Linked DNA regions of Mus musculus: region 2 is linked to region 1. A link is a loop called in an ENCODE intact Hi-C map of the cell type or tissue named here. Cell type or tissue: left cerebral cortex. All regions are shown on one strand. Each heading gives the region's core, and the rest is flanking DNA. Links, peaks and the distances in the headings are about the cores only.

The links. Peaks named below come from ENCODE experiments on the same cell type or tissue, not always from the same donor. Only the 100,000 strongest peaks of a DNase experiment are listed, where the experiment ranks them.
Region 2: it touches region 1 in a loop (2.4-fold over the local background); 3 of 42 quality-filtered maps call a loop at or near these places.

Annotation. Positions count from the first base shown.
Region 1 is chr10:12,205,859-12,208,665 of GRCm38, forward strand. No RefSeq gene overlaps it. Among named protein-coding and RNA genes, the nearest start is that of Gm40601, 150 kb to the left of the region's middle. In left cerebral cortex, for the core only: no CTCF peak of the experiment used is centred there; a DNase peak (open chromatin) is centred at 1,613.
Region 2 is chr10:12,018,131-12,020,937 of GRCm38, forward strand. No RefSeq gene overlaps it. Among named protein-coding and RNA genes, the nearest start is that of Gm40601, 39 kb to the right of the region's middle. In left cerebral cortex, for the core only: no CTCF peak of the experiment used is centred there; a DNase peak (open chromatin) is centred at 1,290; H3K27ac peaks cover 1,179 bases.

The DNA.
Region 1 (2,807 bases), core at 282-2,781:
CTCCTCCTCCTCCTCCTCCTCCTCCTCCTCCTCCTCCTCCTCCTCCTCCTCCTTCTCCTCCTCCTCCTCCTCCTTCTCCCTCTTCTTGTTCATTATCATCAACCATCAATAATTATTTTTTAAGGTTATCTTACAAAACAACAGTTCCATCATGATGCTTTTAAAATGCGTCATTAAAATTTGATCTTATTCGAATCCCCTCCCCCAGAGCATCCTGTATCCTGCTCCCCATTCTGTCTTGTCCCTTTTATTCTACCAATTGGGCTATCCTGTTTTTAACCACACATAACCCATTGCTCTCTTTCCTACCTCCTGTCAGACCTATTCATCATTTGTCATGACACCCTCTCTAGTTTTGTGAATTATACGTGTCCACATATATAGACAGGCACATATCTACCTATAAGGTTTTATATGTAGGTTTCTCACATAAGTGAAAACATGCTGTTTGCTCTGATCACCAAGCTTATCACACTTAGCATCATGATTTCCAGTCGCACCTATTTTCCCTTTAAATTCATCATCTAATTTTCCTTTACGGCTGTATAAATTTTCGTTGTCTACATGTACCACATTTTGGTTGATGGATCTATAGGCTGGTTCCATGTTTTACTACTGCTGTCACTGACAGATCTTCCACAGCCTCCTGAATGAGAAGTATCTGGGGGAAAATGAAGCTAAAATATGACGTGTTCATGGATGGTTCTGAGTGAGACTGGAAAGGGAAGAGAGGTTAAGATTTGTGGGCTTGGTGCTGTGTTTTGTCTCTTTCTTGGAGTTCCACAAAATTCACTGTGCCTCCCAGGAAGCACATGAGGAGTGGTGGCCATGAATAAAGTCCATATAAACTGCTAAACCCAGACACAAGCAGATGGCTGGGTAAGGCAGAGCTGCGGACCAAGCAAAGGAGACATTGACAGTGTTGCTGTTGCTTTCAAAAACTAAACTGAGGGATTTGCAGTCAATTATCATGACATTTTTCCTCAGCCAAGTGACTGAGTGAATAATGAGAGAATGAACGAACACTTTGGGGAAAGATGCTAATAATTAACAAGCCACTCTCCTACATTAAAATTAAACGTGCCAAATGATTCAATGCTGTCATTTTTGTAAAACTCAATAAAAATAAACCAAACCTATTTTGGAATGTAAAAACTACTGTAAAATAAATAGACATAATTTTGACAAAAGTCCTAAATACACAAAACTTTCTTTTGTTGGTTATTTAAATCTACATGAGCATTATGTTAATATATATACTTGTGCATATATGTGTGTATACATATATATATGAATACATACACATATATGATGGATACATATATGCATATTTATGTATATAAGTATGTGTATATACATATATGTGTGTGTGTGTGGGTGTGTGTGTGTATGGGTGTGCTGTGAATTCAGTGATCCTTCAGCCTTTATTGTGGCATTCCACATAGAGAGTATTACATGAGACCTATATATGGCTGCATCGTCTCTTAATTGTTTGTGATATATGCTTTTATTTCAAATCTAGTTGTAACATTCGAAATGCACTTCACTGGTACCCATGTCCTAGAAACTCAGAAATGATTGTGTGCTTAGTAACCACCTCTGCTCCCACATTCCTATTTAAGGAGATGTATGCTGTGAAAATTAACTCTGTCTCAGGGAGTGATTCAGAAGTTGACTCAGTGATTACTAGTAGTTGAATAACATCCCTCAGAGTGAGGTTGCCATCAAATTGTGACAAGGACACTGCTCAGAACTCAAGGCTAAGCATGTTTTCTGCTTCTTTGTGTATTTTTAAAATACCTTCCTTCAAACCCATTGCTTAGAGCTACCAGGTACATGAATTTCTGCACAGAAAATCTGGGCTTTCTAAAAATGAGATTTCCCTGGCTAGTTCTCTCTACCCTTAGTGTCTTAAAGAGGAAAAATGAAAGGGGGAGGCCCCCAAGAGAACAAGCCCCTTGTTGCTGTTACTGAGATCGTCTCATGTAATTGAGGCTGACTTTGAAACCACTATTTGCTCAAAGATCTCTGAGCACTTTATCTTCTTGCTTCCATCTTCCTAGTGGGAGTGCCTGCATATACCGCCACAACAAATGACTGCTGTGAACTTTCTTTGCTTTTCTTCTACAAACAGTGTTGGTTTCTCTATGATATGAGGCTGCCTCCTAAGAAATATTTTGATTGTTTGAATTAATTTTTAAGTCTTTATAGATGACTGTATACACACACACAGGATAGATAGATAGATAGATAGATAGATAGATAGATAGATAGATCTAAAACTTTTTTTAAGTGTCTGTGTTTGGGGTGAAATTCATTATAATTGCTTAAAAAATATCCCAGTGAACATATGTCATCTCTGTAACCAGGAATGAATATTTTTAAATGCTACTTCTTAATACTGTTTTTACTTTCAGTTCATATTCATGCTAAGAGGATACTCAAAAAACTTATAGCTTTTACTGGATCTTTTCATTTAATCTGGCAAGGAAACAATGATTGATTAACTCCTGAGTTCAGTATTGTTAAATCTTCCACAGGTACTAAAGTTCCAATCTTTGAGTCTTTCTATAATTTCCTATTTGTTTTAGCCAAAAAGAAAAAGAAAAAAAAATAGTCTAGAAGATTTAAAAACTACTTTCCAAGAAGTAAAAGAAATGGTTCAAATTTTTTCCACTGTTCTTTCATCAAATTCATTTATAGACTGCCACACACAGTGCTTACAAAGATGATCAGAAAGGCCCTAAGCCTCTCAGCATTCAAAGTTTGGAAGAACAGACTAGGAGACAATTTCTAATAATTACAAA
Region 2 (2,807 bases), core at 209-2,708, 190 kb before region 1:
CCATTCTCAGGAGTACCATTTTTTCTTCTTTATGAAACTGTCTCTATTACTATAACTACTCGTGTATTCCTTCTTTGAATCTTTATTTTGCTACCAAGAAGCCTAGAAATCTCAGATGATCTCTAGACTCAGGTCTGAATCAGCAGATGCACTACTGGGGGTGCTCTACCTGGTATGATATCTCTGTCGCAAATGAAAACTAAGAAGTGTAAAGCATGTGATGTGGACAATGTGTAGTCAGGGGGCCCCATGGACTCTGTCAACAAGCAGTGAAAGAAGATGTGCAGAACTAGCCCCAATCATACTCAGCGAGAGCTGCAGGACAAGGACAATGGCTGAACACCTGGAGAGGCACAGTGGGAGGTCAGACGACCTAACTGCCCTGCCACTCTCCTCCCTCCACAGACACAGCCCCGCCTGCCCGGCAGACACACTAACATCTGCTTTCCCCTGTTGAAGGAAAACACACCACTAATCTTTCTTTAGGAGTTTCATTAAAGTTACAGATTGTAAAGGGGACTGACTGGTGAGACAGCTTCATGGGTAAGCCAAGCCTGACAACCCAAGTTTCAGCCCCAGACCTATGTGTTAGAGAACTGTCTTCAACACATTGTCTGCTTCTCTTTACCCATACTCACATGCACACACACACACACACACACACACACACACACACAAGAACACATACATGCATGTGTGTGCACACATGAATATTTAAAAGAAAAAAAGAGAATAAACATGCGTATGAAATCTCTTTCCTAATCATGGAGGGGGGAGTGAAGCTGCATGGAAAATTAAAAAAAAAAAACCCTCCACACGAGTCACTCTAAATAATGTGACCTTGCTACTAGGCATCAGTTTAGCACAGGGTCAGTCTTCTCTCTCTCTCTCTCTCTCTCTCTCTCTCTCTCTCTCTCTCTCTCTCTCTCTCTCTCTCTCTCCCTCTCTCTCTCTCTCAGATGGAATTTTTCCAGAAGATTGATTTTCTGCAAGAAGAGTCAAAAAGACAACACACCAAGCTAGGAGGAGGCAAGAAGAGCCTTTAAGACTGTCATTTGCACTAAATTGGTCACAAGGAAGCAAATGTTGCTTTAAAAGCTTTTTGAAGAGCGTCTCAGCCCAGCTCGCTCAGAGATGGAGATAATCGCCTCCAGCTGACCTCTAATTACCTAGTTTGGATTGGAGCCACACCGATTATGTGCCGCCAAATGGATTTCACTGGAATTCAGATTTTCTAAAAATAAAACAGCCAACAAGCCAGAGCGAGTACCAGTCTCCTTGGATGATTCATCCCAAAGGCTAAACTTAGCAAGACTGTGATGTCCGATTGCCAGAGCACTTGCTGTCTTGTTCTCACGGGTAGGAAATGTTGTCTTCTTCTAACATCCTTGAAAATCGGCCATTCTGTCAAAAGCCACATGCAGACAGAACGATGGCTTTCGGGGAGCAAACCTGGCCCTCTAGCTGGGGGCTACTGCCATGGTAACAGCAAGTGGTACCCATGGCAGATGAGATGGCTCCATGACTGAGCCAGAATGGAAAAACACAGTATCACTAACTCACAAACGACTGTTACCCAGTGGACAGATGACAGCTCTCACGAAACTGCCACTGTGAGTAAAGACTATAAATATCACAGAAACTGCGAGGGAAGGTTATGCTGTAGGAGACTCAGTCCTTACTCAAGGTCCTTGCCTCAGTGATAATTAAAAGGTCAAAGTGGACTGGAGGAAAGTAAAAGATTGATAACTAGCTAACAACTCTGTTTTATCTGCTGGGTGAAGGAGAACAATTTACCTAACATCTCTGAGCCTCTTCCATCAGCAAAATACAGAAAAAGAATTGTGAGAGTCATAGTGCCATTCTTTTTCATTAATTAATATATTTACTTCACATCCTGATTGATGGCCCTCCCAGTGCCCCCCCCCCCACAGTTCCTCCCCAACCCTCCCTCCTTCAACAGGGTGGAGGCTCCCCCTGGATGTCCACCCACCCTGGCACATCAAGTCTTTGCAGGACTAGACAGATAAGGCAGCCCAGTTAGGGGAATGGGATCTATAGACAGGCAACAGATTTAGGGAAAGTCCCAGCCCCAGTTATTGGGAGAACTGCATGAATACTGAGTTGTACGTCTACTACATATGTGTGAGGGGTCTAGGACCAGCCCATGCTTGCTCTTTGGTTGGGGGTTCATTCTCTGAGAGCCCAAAAGTATCCAGGTTAGCATAGTGCCACTGTTAAATGAAAATGTTTTTGTTGTTGCTGTTGTTGTTGTTTTGGAACTGGAGTAAATATTTGTTTGTAGCTAGACAGCACAAACACTTACTGGAGGCTTGGAGCATCTTGTGTTTAAACTGCTGGTGACTACCTTCCCCTATATTCACTTCCTCTCGATTCTTCCTCGGCATGCCCAGTATAGATGCCTTGGGGGCTTTTAAAGAGAATAGCTAGGAAAATAGTAATGTTCATCCTAGAGCAAGGTGAGAGAAGCATGATAGATAGAGGCAACATAACTAAGTGGTGTCTATAATGGAGTTTCCCAAATGTCAACTGCCACCCTTTTGTCCCTGTCCCCACATGATACCTGGCCAAGTAAAGGGAAATGAACATATTAGATGAACAGGTGTCTGGTTAGAGATGAGGGGAGAAGGGCTTGGTACACTGCCATTCCGTTAATTGAACAAAACACATCTTACCTGCACTCGTTGACCTAGATACCTCTCTCCTATGACGGCTACCTTCCATGCATAATTACACTTTGCCTTTGAGCTGAGGTTGAGGCCAGCAGCCACTGGCTCTACCACAAG